Linked DNA regions of Homo sapiens: regions 1, 2, 3 and 5 are each linked to region 4. A link is a contact called in ENCODE Hi-C or POLR2A ChIA-PET data. All regions are on one chromosome and are shown on one strand. Each heading gives the region's core, a stretch centred on a gene start or an enhancer-like site at or near the end of the contact. The rest is flanking DNA. Distances are from core to core; before and after follow the strand shown. Region 1 holds the start of ZNF143-AS1 (ZNF143 antisense RNA 1). Region 2 holds the start of WEE1 (WEE1 G2 checkpoint kinase). Region 3 has its middle 28 kb from the start of WEE1. Region 4 holds the start of ZBED5-AS1 (ZBED5 antisense RNA 1). Region 5 holds the start of TMEM9B (TMEM9 domain family member B).

Region 1 (2,700 bases), core at 1-2,500, 1.4 Mb after region 4:
TTCTCACTTGATTATATCAGCTGATTTAGACACTTCCAAAGCAAAGGCTGACGCTGATTTTAAACAAATAATGGGCTGGCAATGGTATTCTTCTTTCCTCTTTTTAACTTCGTTATTATGTGGAAAAAACAAATGTCCAAAGCAAAAGGGGAAGGAATAAAAACTAGTTCGCGTTCCACAATAATACGTTTCAAAGAGACTTATAAGAATTTGTTCACTCTTTTGGCCAAAACTGGAGAAAAGGGAGGATAAAATTGTAAATTTCTAATATCCGATGTTAGACCTCAGTAACCTTTTTTTTTTTTTAATAGAAGAAAGGGTGAGGGGGAAACAATCTGCCCACGATACGCATGGGAAGCAAGCGCTAGGTGAGACCGGCAGGTCCTGGGAGGGCCTGGGCCAGCCCTGTCCCCGGCGCCCCCGCTGCGGCCTGGTGTGGCCCGTGGGCCCGGCGTCCCAGGCGGCGGAACTCTGCCTCGGCGGCGCCTGGGGACTCGCTCTGCGCGGAGGTCAGGCCGAGAAACGCGGCCAAGGCTCCCGAGGGCTCCACCCTCCCCTCTTTCACTCCCTCCCCTTGGCGGTCCCCTGAGGGAAACAGGCGGGGCGCATCGCTCAGAGACAAGCTGGGGGGAGTTGAGTCCTCAACGAAAAAAGCTCCGCCGCCTAGAGTGGCGGCCGCGGGTTATTAATAAACTCCGCTTCTGCCCAGACGCCGCTACCGCGGCCGGCCCATAAAATCGGCAAGGCCTGCGGCGGAGGCTGAGCAGCGGGAGCCGGAGCCCGGGCCCAAGCGGGCCCGCGCCGCCGCGCTGAGGGCGGCGGCCAGGCGGAGAATAATGCACACTGGGTAAAAACACATTTATATACGAACCTCCGAGAAAATTTTCCAACAATTCCTTCGTCCGACCACCATGCACCAGGACAGGAAACAGCCGTCCGGCCCCCAGGCCCCGCAACCCGCATAGTGTGTCTGAGGCCCGCCCCCAGCTTCCATTGGGCTGTCATTACATCACTCACAGGACGCTTCCGGTTTTCCATTGGCCCACGTTTGGTCGACGCGAAAGAAAACCGCCCTAGCCGCGCCCACTCAACTGACGTCAGCCAAGCCTGACTTTACAGCCCGCCCCTGAGTGGCTCGCGCAAAGTGCAGAATCAAAGCTCCTGTGTCTGACTGGTTGACATAACCGCTTATCCCAGACGGACCCCGCCTCACTGACTAGCGAGTCATACCGATTCTGGGGCCCCAGCGGGAGGCGCCATTTTGTAGCGAGGGAGGGAGGCTGGTCCTTGTGATTACCCGGGAGGGAGCCGGGGTGACGAGCGCCATTTTCCCCACAGGGGCGAGGAGGCGGCTTTGGTTCTCCCGGTGGGCTTGCCGGAGTGCGTTCTGCAGACCAGAAGGGCTTTGTCTGGCGATTGCTGAATGCTCAATAGCAGCCTGCTGGGAGGGAAGTCGAAGGGAGAAATAGGACAGAAAGAGAGACCTGACCTCTCCCTGGAGGCTCTCAGTGTCGGCCGAGGCCCTTGGTCTTGCTCTAGGGCTCTGCATTCCCGAGAGCTGCTGTATGCCGGGGATTGGCTTCCAAGCCTGCCTGAGCTTCTCCAGTCTCCCGGGCATCGCCATGCGGTGGGAGGGTGAGCCTTCCTCTCCTGCTGAAATTCCGGCGGCTTGGCAACCGGCCGGGGGGTCTTGGATTCCTCGGGGAGACACCACTGATGCTTTGTGGTTTCACGTAATTTGGATTTAAAAGTTGAAGGCGTCAGAAATGGTTGTCGCTACGGTCTTTTGTATGTTCTTGTGTTGCGAACTAATAAAGGAAAGTCAAAAGGGTGGGAGAAGCATTCAGTCTGGTTCCCTAAAGTTACTAAGAATGGATACAAATTAGTTGTGGCCGTTGCGGTTAATGCTTCTTGTAGCTCTTAACCCAGCCCTTTCTAAACCTTTGGATATACTTACTAGTCAGTTCCGAAGGTACTCAGTACAAATTTGCGTTGGCGCACCAGGCCGACTAAAGATGAGGTGGGTGTATTAGACTCAAAATTTCTTAAGTCGGCCAGGGGGTAGAATTGAGCTACCAAGAGAATGAGAGACTACCCTGTTGTAACAGATTTGGATCGCGCTTAGAAAAACAGGGAGAAAGCTGGATGATGTTCAACTTAATGTCTTGCATTTCAGACGATTATCGAATGGACGGGGATAAATAAAAACGATGTTACAGATAGCCCTCTAAGTGTGGATAGTAAATATTTTGATTTACAATTAAGCCTACCTTGAGGTGCAGGCCCTAACCAACGGATAGTTGAGTAATAGGGGCCTAGACGCCAATGGAAAGAAAATGGGACTTTAAGCTTTGTTTGAACATATATTCTGTTAATAAAGAAGTTTAAATCAGTTCGGATTACTGTTTTTTGTTTGTTTGTTTGTTTTTTGAGACGGAGTCTCGCCCTGTAGCCCAGACTGCAATGCAGTGGCACGATCTCAGCTCACTGCAACCTCCGCCTCCCAGGTTCAAGCGATTTCTCCTGCCTCAACCTCCTGAGTAGCTGGGACTACAGGCGCCCACCATCACGCCCGGCTAATTTTTCTGTTTTTAGTAGAGACGGGGTTTCACCATGTTGGCCAGGCTGGTCTGAAACTCCTGACCGCGTAATCCGCCCACCTCAGCCTACCAAAGTACTGGGATTACAGGCGTGAGCCAC
Region 2 (2,700 bases), core at 40-2,539, 1.3 Mb after region 4:
CAATTATTTTTCTTTAAACTCCTTCTGCCCGCGCCGCCCAAATTACAGGCCCGATCGCCGCGTTTAAAAGGCATCCTATGGCTCGGGAGTGTCAGGTGGCCGGGCCGGCACCCTCCAGCATCCTCGCGAACCGCGTTATCGGTGCCGCACTCGGGGCTGACACGCTCGGGGCGGCCCGGACTCAACGGGCGGCAAATCCTTGGCCACCCGGACGGGCCGATCGGCCCCTTTGTAAGATGAAGTTCCAGACGAGGCCCATTGTTCAGTTACATAATCTCAACGGACAACCTCGGGGCAGGGCCAAACACAAGGGCTGCCAACTTTGGGGGGCGGCGCAGGAAAGCGAGGGGGGAGCGGCCGGCCGCTTCTGTAACCGAACCCAGGCAGCGGCGCTGGCCCCTCCGGCGCCGCGGCCCCGGCCGCCGGGTGCCCGCGCCCGCCGCTCTCACCTTGGGCGTGTGCGGGGTGTCGAAGAGTCGCAGCTTGCGGAAGGTCTTGTGTGGCGGGGTGCCCGGGTGGTCCGGCCGCGGCGAGCGGCGGCCTTCGCCCGCCCGGCGCGCCCCGCAACCCCGCGGCGACGCATCTCCTGGGCCGCCGCAGCGCACCGGCGAGAAAGAGCTACCCAGGAAGTAGGGGGCCGCCGGCGACTTGACCGGCGACGAGGAGCCGAAGCCCTCCTCCTCCCACGAGTCGCCCTCCGCCCCACCGCCCGCCTCGTCCGCGCCCGGGCAGGCGCCGGGCAGCAACAGGTCCTCCTCCAGCTCGCCGGGGCTGCCGGGGGCCGGCCCGGGCGAGCGGCGGCGCTCGGGCCCGGGCTCCGTGGGGCTCCGCGCGGGCGGCAGCGGCGAGTCGGGCTCTTGAAAGGCCGAGTCCTCCCCGGTGCTGTGGCCGCTGCCCTCCTCCTCCTCCTCTTCTTCCTCCTCCTCACAGTCGCTGCAGGGCGAGAAGATCAGCTTCTGCCGCAAGGTGCAGGCCGCCCCGGCGCGGCGGGGTGGCGGCGGCTGCTGTCGGCTCAGGAAGCTCATCGCGGCCCTGGGGACGGGGCCGAGGACAGGAGAGCGGAGGCCTGCGGGGTCCAGGACACTGCGGGCCTGGGGGCGGGTCCGCCACGTGCGGCTGGGCGCGCCTAGTCGCAGCCGCGGCGTCTCTGCGCGGCGGCGGCCTGCGGCTCCGGGGCGCTCGGGCTGCGGACGGTGGCGGCAGCGGCGGCGCGGACTTTCCGGCAGAGGCGGGGCGGCCCGAGCACCGAGGCTGAGGTCTCCTCAGGTCCAGTCTCAGGTTCGGGCTCCGCGGCTTCCCGCGACCGTTAACCACGTGAGTGCCCAGTCCACCAATCCCAGTGCAGCTCCGGGTTTGAAAAAAAAAGGAGGGCGCGACGTAGCCCGCGGGGGAAGGACCAGCTACGCGATTTTGGCGGGAACCCGCTGGCTCCACCCCCGGCTCGGCGCCAGCCAAGTCTGGGCGGGCTGTGGTGTTCCGGGCCTATGAGCGAGCCTGGGGCGGCGGGGGGCCCGGCCCGGCGCCGCCCGAACACCGCCCGGACGGGGCTGGGCCTTCTGGGAGGGGCAAAAGAGAGCTGGATTCGCCTAAGCCGACCCGAAAGCCGGCCTGGACGCACCCCCCTCGCTGCTCCTCCGGTGCTGGGGGATCTGAAGAGGGGCAGGCGGCCGGGCAGCGCCTCCGGGTCTCTGCGAGCTGGGAAGAGCCAGGGACCGAATGGCCTTCGGCCGCTGCCCTCGGAGGCCGCTTCTTGCCCCTCGTCCCCTGGGGCGAGCCACTGGGGCGTAGTGGGCGTGGCAGTGGGCAGCCACGTTCAGGGTCGAGGTCTGAGCCGGAAATGGTGACTCGGGCCTCGGGACCTTTCTGAACTGCGGGAGCCGATGTGCTTAGGCTGGACACTGGCTGGGAGGAGGCCTCCGAGCCCCATTATTTCCCCGGGGTGGGTGACTGTTAGGGGCGGGTGTCAGCACAGCGAGAAGAGCTCTCCCAAGCAGGGGTCCACCTCTGCCGACCTTGTCCGCGGCCAAAAGAAACAGCAGCACAGTTGCCCACCACGAAACCAAGTGCCCGGCACACGATCTCCGTGTTTACATTTGTTCGCCAGCACGTGGGCATGCGTTGGCAAAACCGATTGGCCCGGCTCGCGGCAAACTCAAACGCAATTTTAAAAAATTTCCCTAGTGCTTCGTTAAACTGATTTAATCTGTCCCTTAATGCACTTACACGTTTCTTCCAGTTTTCTTTTTTCTTTCTTTGTTTATTTATTTTTTTTTTTTTTTCTGAGACGGGGTCTTGCTCTGTCACCCAGGCTGGAGTGCAGTGGCACGATCTCGGCTCACTACAACCTGCAACCTCCGCCTTTAGAGTTCAAGCGATTCTCATGCCTCAGCCACCCGAGTAGCTGGGATTACAGGCGGCTGCCACCACACCTGGCTAATTTTTGTATTTTTAGTAGAGACGAACTTCCCAATGTTGGCCAGGCTGGTCTCCAACTCCTGATCTCAAGTGATCCGCCCGCCTCGGCCTCTCAAAGTGCTGGAATTACAGACGTGAACCACCGCTCCCGGCCTCTTCCAGTTTTCTGTTGTAAACAACCCCGTGGTGTATATGCTTCCTTCTCCATGTTTTTTGTTTGGTTTGGTTTTTTTCGACACGGAGTCTCGCTCTGTCGCCCCAGGCTGGAGTGCAGTGGCGCGATCT
Region 3 (2,700 bases), core at 158-2,657, 1.3 Mb after region 4:
GTTGGCTCACTGCAACCTTCACCTCCTGGATTCAAGCGATACTCCTGCCTCAGCCTTCCGAGTAGCTGGGATTGCAGGAATACGCCACCACATCCAGCTAATTTCTGTATTTTTAGTAGAAATGGGGTTTCGCCATGTTTCCCAGGCTGGTCTCAAACTCCTACACTCAAGCCATCTCCCTGCCTTGGCCTCCCAAAGTGCTGGGATTACAGGGGTGAGCCATCATGCCCAGCCGCTAAGTGTTTTTCAATTCTTTCCCACAACACAGTCAAATAGCCTTAGTACGTTGCCCATGATAATGAGGTCATGTGCCAAAACACGTAAGAACATGGCTGAGACCTCTCTCCTTGCTCTGTCAGTCCCTCAGGCCCCTGGGCTGTCCTCTGTCTCCTGGCTTCCAAGGCCTCAGCCCCTCTCCCAGGCTGCTTGCAAAAGTGTCTACCCAAACCCTCCCTCTGTGTTTGCTCCCTCTGAGTTGATCTCTTTTCTTATTATGCCCAAAGGGAGAGCCTTGAAGTCTTCTGGAAGGGAAACATCTACAGATGTAAATCTGCACGTGCTCCGTAAGAAGACTGGAGGTTGAGGAAGGGTTTCCTTCTAAGATCTGGTGCAGCCGGGAGTGGTGGCTCACGCCTGTAATCCCAGCACTTTGGGAGGCCAAGGCAGGCGGATCTCTTGAGCCCAGGAGTTCAAGATCAGCCTGGCCACTATGGCAAAACCTCATCTCTACAAAAATACTAAAATTAGCCGGGCACAGTAACTCCGGTAATCCCAGCTATTCAGGAGGCTGAGGCAGGAGAATCGCTTGAACCCAGGAGGCAGAGGTTGCAGTGAGTCAGGACCGCACCACTGCACTCCAGCCTGGGTGACCAGAGTAGAACCCTGTCTCAAAAAAAAAAAAAAAAAACCAAAAACCAAAAAACAAGCAAACAAACAAAAAAACCTAGTGCAGAAGAATAGGTGAGGGGAAGGGGCATTTGTGTTGCAGACTCCCCACGTGGGTCTGGGTCCCTCCCCGGGTGAGGGTATTTTCTGCCCCCCTAGATGTGTGAGCCAATGTGTGTGTGTGTGTGTGTGTGTGTGCGTGTGTGTATGTGGTCATGCATGAGCCTGTGTGACAGACCAACTGCATGCAACTGACAAGTGGGCAGCTGAGAGTGGGCAGTGATTGTCCCAGGCCCTTCCCACTCACTCCAGGTGCAAGCCGGGATCCAAGCCTTCTGCCTCTGGCTTGCAATTGAATTTGACATCTGCACTGGCCCTTGCTGCTCCCTAAGGTTTGAGCTCTTATTCACCTTCTGGCCACTTTGGTTAGCATCTCCTCCTCTAGTTTCAGCTTTCACATTAAACCGCAAACCCAGCCTGTGGGAAAGTCCTCCAGTCAACCTCACACCAGCAACACTCTTGGGGCTCAGCAGGAAATATGCATACTACTTCCTGTCGGGGAGGGAGCTAGATTCTTCCTGGTGCTGTCTGGACACCAAAGAGTAAGAAAGATAGAGAAGCAGCTGCTCTGCCAAAGGGGAAGAAATGCTCAGCTCCGAAGTACAGCTCTGCCCTCCACCACCAGCCTCCAGCTCTGTCTCTGCTGGGGCCACTCAGCATTCGGGAACCAAGAGATAGGAAGGGACCCAAGGGGACCTGTGGGTGGTAATGCTCAAGACTCAGGCACAAGGGCCTGGGCACAGAGGAGGCAGCACCAGGAACACTGGAGACAGGGGGATGGTGCAGGGGACATGAGGGACAGTGCCTAGATCAAGCCTGCTGAAGGAGCAGACGGCAGAGCTGGTGTTGCAGCAAGAGCAGCTGCTCTGGGCCCTTGCCAGAAGAAGATGGGGCTCCGAAGAGGACAGCATTGCAATGGTGACACAAGTCCTTCTCTTCTTTTCTTCCCAGGGTTGTTGTGACTCATTCCTTGATGGAAAAAGCCTAAGCTCTCTTATATACATTCCTTTCATTTGCTCATTCATCAATATTTTCAGCTTTGGTCTGAACAAGAATAAACAGAAATTCATATTTTTCAGAAGTTTGCTTATTGCAGAATTGAAACCCAGCAATGGAAAACATGAATCTGGCAGTGAAACTGGCTTCACTGGCAGTGAAACACACTATGCTCTTGCCACCCTAATAACCTGCACAGCTGCATTCCTCTGGGCCTTGTTCATGATGATGGATCCCGCTACCTAGGAAACCCTTCTGCCTCATCCACTTAGCAAACTCTTATCCATCTTTCAAGCCCTAGATGAGGTGTCGCCTCTCCTGCGAACAGCAATACCCAGCTCTTTATCCCGTGGATTCATTGCTTACCATTTGGTCCCCATAGTGACCTATGCTTGCCACAAAAGGACATTATTTTATTGTATATGGTTAGTTGTTTCTGCCTAATACCTCCACTACACTGTGTACAATGGAGAAGGAAGAAGGATTATCTTGTTTGTATTTGTATCTGTGTCTAGCACTAGCTAGTAACTGCTCAGCATTCAGGTACCAGGAGAAAGAAGGGGACCTGGGGTTGACATTGCCCAAGTCTCAGGCACAGAGGCCTGGGCACAGAGGAGACAGCACCAGAACACTGGGAGCAGGAGGATGGCGCAGGAGACATGAGGGTGCAAGGACTAGCACAGTGCAAGTCCTTAAAGTAAATGTTGCTGCACATGGTGGCTCACACCTGCAATCCCAGCACTTTGGGAGGCCAAGGTG
Region 4 (2,700 bases), core at 173-2,672:
AAGATTGGTTTGGGAGCACATATGTAAAAGGTTTTTCTAAAATATGAAACACGAAAATATATTATTCCAATATTATTCTGAAGCCAGACAACTCCCGCAATGACAAAATCCCTTGCTCTTCAAGCGCGACTGTACCCCCTTCCCAAAAACGATTTATGCATTTATGGTTAAAGTTCAAATGAAGCTGATTTAATAGAAATAATTTAAAAATAATAATGAGAATATATGGACAGCTTACTATAGGGTGAGATGATGTTGTAATTGACTTTAAAACATTTGGAACTAAATGTCAGTCCTAGGAAATTATGCACTCCTGTAAATTGTGCTATTAAGGGTTAGGTTTCTTTCAACACTTTAGATATTTGATCAGAAGCATATTTAAGAAAAACGAAAGCTGCCCTTGCTTTTGACCCCAAGTTGAGAATTTTCTATCATTGGTGCAGTGCCTGAAAATACGATCCAATCTTCATTTAGTCATTTGTACGGAGTCTGGAAAGGCTAAAACATTGCAAATAATAGGACCTACTCGTACTTTCCCCGCTTAAGAAGCGTATCTATTTCAAGGTGCCTATTTGGAAAAACAGACTCCAGGTCTCCACCACAGAACTTAACACAAAATGAAAGCACACAACCCGCAGCCTTTGGCTGTGGTGTTTTTGAAAACAAGGAAGGGCACAGAACCATGGCTTAAAATACCCGAAAGCTGCAGCCCACAAAAAGAGTATTTCAGGGCGGGTTGGCCGTTCCCTGCAGGCAAACGTTCGGTGCAGGCGGCCGGGCGTTCCTGCGGGGAGGGCGCCACTGTGATGCAAAGACATCAAGCGGACTTTCAGCTTGCCCGTGGACGCTGCGGTGCCGCTTTCCCTATCCAGTCCTGTTCCCGCGGCTCCCCAGCCTACCCCGGGCCGACCAAGAGGTCCGGCGGGGTCTGCGCCGCATCAGCGCCCGCTCGTCAGGCCTAGCCCTCCGCACAGCCAAGGCCGACCAGACCTCTAGACACTCCGTCGTCGGGTGTGGGGCGGAGAAGTAAAGGGCGAGTTTTCTTCCTAGATTCCAGTGGGAACCAAGAAAAGGAGTTGGCAGCTGTGTAAACTGGACCTGGGGTGCGGCCTCCGGGAACAAAAGAGGTGATAAATGCACAGCAGCCGAGGTTCTGCGTGCTCCTTTGGGGCCACTACGAATCCCCGTGAATCACCCCAGCCCGGGCAGAGGGCCAGAAATGATGAAAATGCAGATTCATGGCTTCCACTCCAGCCCTACAAGATCACCAACCGTATCTGGCAGTACCCAGGAATCTGCATTCTCGACAAGCGTCCGCGCCGACGGGGCTAGTGAAGTTTGAGAACAATTGCTTCCTACCCAGCCGCTCCGCTATCACCTAGGTAGCACGGCCGCTGCGGCTGAGGCTGTGACTGCGGCTGCGGCTGGGCCGCGCCTCAACCGAGCTTGGTCCTTTCCTTTGGTCCCGCCCCGCTGCTCAGCGCGGATTGGTGGCGGGACGCAAATCTGGCGCTGATTGGGCGGCGGCAGAGTCGCTCGTGAAGATTGTAGGGTTCGGGTGCTCTAGAGTGCTAAATTTATCTTCAGACCGGCGACCGCGCCAGCCGCGAATCGGATCTCTATGGAGATGGCCTAGGCGATATCCCTGAGCTGAGAGCATCACCCTGTCCCCGAATCCTTCTTTCCTCTCTGTTTTGTTTTTCATTCCCCTCCCTCTCTCCCCTCCCCCTCCAGTCCACGACGACTGGCTGTTGACCCTGTTCAGGCCTCGGTGAAGGTGAGAAGCAGAGCCGCCGCCGCGGCTAAGCGGTGCGCTCTGAAATGGCCGCTTCCTGGAACTGCCTAAGATGGCGGTCGCGGGCTCTGCTGTGGACCGCGGCGCTGCTGTGCAGCCCAGCCGCGGCAAAATCCGTTCTCTCCATCGCTGATGGAGATGAAATAGAGAGATGGTGTTGGGTGCTGAGACGTTTTCATGTGGTCGTTAGCGCAGGCGGCCGCCCGGGGACGCGAGAGAAGACCTGAGGCGAGGGTGGGCTGCGACTGGTAGGGAGCCCCCCAGTCGTGGCAATCTGTGGGCAGCGCGCACCTGTGACAGGGAGGAGCTGAGGGATAGTTGGCCCTGGCTGCACATCCAGGTGACCGTTTAAAAAAGCATTTAGGTGTTGGAAGGAGCATCTGTTCCCACCTTTTTGGCTGGCCTGCACTCAGATCCTGTCCTCCTGACCCTGAGGGTATTGTTCCCAGCCGGAACCGCCCGAAGATAGGGGAGAAAGGATTGTGATACTTGTCAGTTTAACCGGAAGGAGACTAAAGACGGAAGTTTTCCCCGCTCTTCAGGGAGTGGAAAGGAAACTTTACTCTCAAAGGAGTCCAGATTCTTTGTCCTCGAGAAATTCGGGGAAACACCTTCGAAGAGGTGGGGTTGAGGACCTTCTTTCTGAAAACAAAAGCTTCCTACTCTTCTGTGTCCTCTGGCAACGAGAGGGATCCTGATCTTTTACGTGAACCAGCAGCTCCACAGAGTTCTCCGTTGCAAAATCCAAAAGGAGACTGTGGAAGGAGAATCTGCTTTTTTGCTCCCAATAAGAAGCAGGGCTTTATGCTGTTGCTAGTATGAGACCCTCGACTTTCTGGCAGTTATAATCCATTGTTCATCCGTTTCGCTGCATAACCCAACTCCTAGTAACGAGATTTTTTAGT
Region 5 (2,700 bases), core at 20-2,519, 1.9 Mb after region 4:
ATCACAAGGTCAGGAGATCGAGACCATCCTGGCTAACACAGTGAGACCCTGTCTGTACTAAAAATACAAAAAAAAAAAAAGAAAAAGAAAAAGAAAAAAAAAATTAGCCGGGCGGCGTGGTGGCGGGCGCCTGTAGTCCCACCTACTAGGGAGGCTGAGGCAGGAGAATGGCGTCAACCCGGGAGGCGGAGGTTGCAGTGAGCCGAGATCGCGCCACTGCACTCCAGCCCGGGGGACAGAACGAGACTCCGTCTCAAAAAAAACAAAAAAATCTGTTTACAGAGGTAAAAACACGGGTATTACATGGAGCATAATTTGAAATCCATTCCCTCATATTCAGCCAAGAACTACAGGCCCAGAGAAGGGAAGTGATTTGCCAAAGGTCATTCAACAAATCCCTAGGGGCTGTGATGATCCGTGTCCTTGCCATTACCTCCCTTGTCTCCACTAACAAAAATATTTCAATGGGAGAATGTGCCGATCTAAGGCACTCCTAAAGTACTTGCTGAGAATGACAGCCCTGGGGAGACAGGTCGGCAGCCCTGAACAGGCACTGCCTTACCCGGGCGTAGTGCCCCAATTCGCCACCTCTTGGAGTCCTAGGCGGAGGATACTACTGGGGCAGTTGTTTCGCCAATTCCACATCTCCCGGAGCCTGGCCTGGCCCAGCCCAGCCCCGTCGCTGTGACCCACTTCCTAGCTGCAGGCTGGACCAAGGGGAGGCACATGGGGAGCTCCACAGGGAGGCCACGCCCACGAGGGCAGCTCACAGAATTAGAAAGCCGACGGGGTGCTGTGGTCAGGAGGCGCGTGGGCGGCAGGTTAGTACTTAAGGTGCAGAGACCACCCCCAACCCTTTGACTGGCGGTGGGCATCCCGGAAAGGCATGGCTCGGCCAATTCCAGCCCCGTTTCCACGCTCAGCACCCGCCCTGCCTGTGCGCGAACGGCTCCGGCCCGCACGGGTCGCCAGAGGCGACTGTGTGACACTCGGAGTTTGCTGGGGTCTCCGTGGGCGGGAGGACTTTCCAGCGCAATGGCGACTCCCTAAGCCCCGCAGCTTCTGCGCCCGGGAAAGATATCCAAGAGATGCAAAGCTCTACTGGGCCCAGGCTGCCACCCCAGAGGCCCCCTTCCGTCCCGGGGCCGGGGCTAGGCCAAGGCGGGCACCAGGACTGCCCAGCCTCCCGGCCCTTCGCACTGGTAACCGGTTCCGGGGCGGATGCTTTTTGCATCTGACCCGGCGCGCCCGGTGACGCCTTCGCGTCCAGACGGAAGTGCGGGCGGAGGATCCCCAGCCGGGTCCCAAGCCTGTGCCTGAGCCTGAGCCTGAGCCTGAGCCCGAGCCGGGAGCCGGTCGCGGGGGCTCCGGGCTGTGGGACCGCTGGGCCCCCAGCGATGGCGACCCTGTGGGGAGGCCTTCTTCGGCTTGGCTCCTTGCTCAGCCTGTCGTGCCTGGCGCTTTCCGTGCTGCTGCTGGCGCAGCTGTCAGACGCCGCCAAGGTGAGTCCCGCCCAGCCTCGCTCCTGACGGAAGCTCCTCCCCTACCACCGGCCTTGCGGAAACTGGGTCTGCCAACCTGCTCCTTGGCCCATTCCTGACAGCCATACGCCTGGCCTCACAGCTCCGGCAGACCCCCGCCGCCACCAGCCCCGCCCCTCCCGACTGCCCGGCGGCACTCTCGCCCTCAGCCCCGACAGCCTGGCAGGCAGCGCCCCACGGTCGTCCCCAGCCCCGACAGTGCCCACAGTCCGGACAGCAGCCCCCCACCGCCTTAACATTTCCCTTCCCAGCCCCGGCTGCACGCATCTTACACTTGACAACCTTTTCACCTCCGAGAGCCTTTAACTTTCCACCCTAAGCTCTTGACAGCCCACCTGCGCCCTCCGCCAGCCTCACAGGCCCCGCATGCCCCAAGCCAGAATGATAGGAAGCCCCCATCTGACAGAGCCTTCCCTGTCAAGGGCCGACTCAGCTCAGCTCACCCCTGAACACTTCCCTTCCTGTGGTGGGAACTTGCCCCTCCTGGCCTACTTCCCTCCCAATAGGGCCTACGGAGCATCTCTCACCTGCTTCATATTCTCACCTAACTCCCTCCACGAGTCCCTTGGTGCCTTTCTTGCTTTCTCTCTTCCTGATAATTTAGTGGGTAAGGGAAGAACCAAACTGCAAGAGAGGTGAGGTTGTGGCCTCCCTGGTTCGATTTCTTGACCTTCTAGTTCCCTCATACTGTTCTCTGGTGCCCCAGCTCTCCAGACCTGCCCTAGCTCCATGCATACCTGTGCTTCCTCTTTGATGAGCTAGCTCATCATTGGGGGAGAACAGAAGGGATTCACATTAGTATGATGGGAAAACAGAATGACATTGCGTTTTTAAAAATAAGAGCTTTAATTTATAATATCTTTAAATGTAGGAGTGGGGAAAGGTTACAGGCAGGCAAATGTTTTTGATTCAGAGATTCTTTTTGAAACCATCTCTACCTCCTACCAGAAACAGGGACAGCAGCACGTCTCCTGACTTTGAAAACATTGCTGGCACCCTCTGCATATCTTGCCTCATAACTTTATGTATTGTGATCATGTATTTATTTTTCAGTCTCCTTTACTAGGGTGTGTCCTGGTTATGGGCAGAAACCATGTCTTATGCTTATCTGAATCCACCTTATTGAGCACAAGATCTAACACAGAGCAAATGCTCACTA

The links. Hi-C counts contacts between places; a loop is a spot of excess contacts on that map. ChIA-PET counts read pairs that join two places held with the same protein, here RNA polymerase II (POLR2A). Pooled maps may share reads with other maps.
Region 1: a map of CD4-positive, alpha-beta T cell shows a loop between it and region 4 (8-fold over the local background). The contact joins the promoter of ZNF143-AS1 here to the promoter of ZBED5-AS1 in region 4. A Hi-C loop is called at or near these places in 4 of 168 maps with a recorded cell type or tissue (CD4-positive, alpha-beta T cell, CD4-positive, alpha-beta memory T cell, CD8-positive, alpha-beta T cell and 1 more), 2 of 37 single-sample maps with no recorded cell type and 13 of 50 pooled maps. POLR2A ChIA-PET finds 5 or more read pairs at or near these places in 3 of 52 experiments (CD4-positive, alpha-beta memory T cell, CD8-positive, alpha-beta T cell and activated B cell).
Region 2: a loop to region 4 is called in a map of B cell, with 10 times the contacts of the local background. The contact joins the promoter of WEE1 here to the promoter of ZBED5-AS1 in region 4. A Hi-C loop is called at or near these places in 3 of 168 maps with a recorded cell type or tissue (B cell, CD4-positive, alpha-beta memory T cell and naive thymus-derived CD4-positive, alpha-beta T cell), 2 of 37 single-sample maps with no recorded cell type and 13 of 50 pooled maps. POLR2A ChIA-PET finds 5 or more read pairs at or near these places in 3 of 52 experiments (CD8-positive, alpha-beta memory T cell, HepG2 and activated naive CD4-positive, alpha-beta T cell).
Region 3: a loop to region 4 is called in a pooled map, with 4 times the contacts of the local background. The contact joins the enhancer-like site here to the promoter of ZBED5-AS1 in region 4. A Hi-C loop is called at or near these places in 7 of 50 pooled maps. POLR2A ChIA-PET finds 5 or more read pairs at or near these places in 2 of 52 experiments (Caco-2 and MCF 10A).
Region 5: a map with no recorded cell type shows a loop between it and region 4 (9-fold over the local background). The contact joins the promoter of TMEM9B here to the promoter of ZBED5-AS1 in region 4. A Hi-C loop is called at or near these places in 2 of 37 single-sample maps with no recorded cell type and 8 of 50 pooled maps. POLR2A ChIA-PET finds 5 or more read pairs at or near these places in 1 of 52 experiments (CD4-positive, alpha-beta T cell).

The regions. Positions count from the first base shown.
Region 1 is chr11:9,459,248-9,461,947 of GRCh38, reverse strand. It overlaps ZNF143-AS1 (ZNF143 antisense RNA 1), which reads left to right and starts at 1,250. Exons shown (of 1, transcript NR_036539.1): 1 at 1,250-2,392. ZNF143 (zinc finger protein 143) reads right to left here and starts at 936. Exons shown (of 16, transcript NM_003442.6): 1 at 872-936. RefSeq lists a silencer at 343-552 and enhancers at 1,323-1,402, 1,463-1,562, 1,653-1,732, 1,932-2,567.
Region 2 is chr11:9,572,259-9,574,958 of GRCh38, reverse strand. It overlaps WEE1 (WEE1 G2 checkpoint kinase), which reads right to left and starts at 1,289. Exons shown (of 11, transcript NM_003390.4): 1 at 450-1,289. The coding sequence starts at 1,025. RefSeq lists silencers at 667-766, 1,057-1,266, 1,287-1,636 and an enhancer at 1,211-2,063.
Region 3 is chr11:9,600,283-9,602,982 of GRCh38, reverse strand. No RefSeq gene overlaps it. Among named protein-coding and RNA genes, the nearest start is that of WEE1, 28 kb to the right of the region's middle. RefSeq lists enhancers at 1,569-1,798, 1,859-2,028, 1,688-2,241, 2,289-2,368. Within about 2 kb of position 1,407, at least 17 of the 41 ENCODE cell types and tissues checked have a DNase peak (open chromatin) inside an H3K27ac peak, as active enhancers do.
Region 4 is chr11:10,856,939-10,859,638 of GRCh38, reverse strand. It overlaps ZBED5-AS1 (ZBED5 antisense RNA 1), which reads right to left and starts at 1,422. Exons shown (of 3, transcript NR_034137.1): 1 at 1,273-1,422. It overlaps ZBED5 (zinc finger BED-type containing 5), which reads left to right and starts at 1,586. Exons shown (of 3, transcript NM_001143667.2): 1 at 1,586-1,777. RefSeq lists enhancers at 114-749, 1,151-1,240, 750-1,387, 1,541-1,920.
Region 5 is chr11:8,963,011-8,965,710 of GRCh38, reverse strand. It overlaps TMEM9B (TMEM9 domain family member B), which reads left to right and starts at 1,269. Exons shown (of 5, transcript NM_020644.3): 1 at 1,269-1,502. The coding sequence starts at 1,398. It overlaps TMEM9B-AS1 (TMEM9B antisense RNA 1), which reads right to left and starts at 1,036. Exons shown (of 5, transcript NR_073431.1): 1 at 563-1,036. RefSeq lists silencers at 1,076-1,575, 1,616-1,805.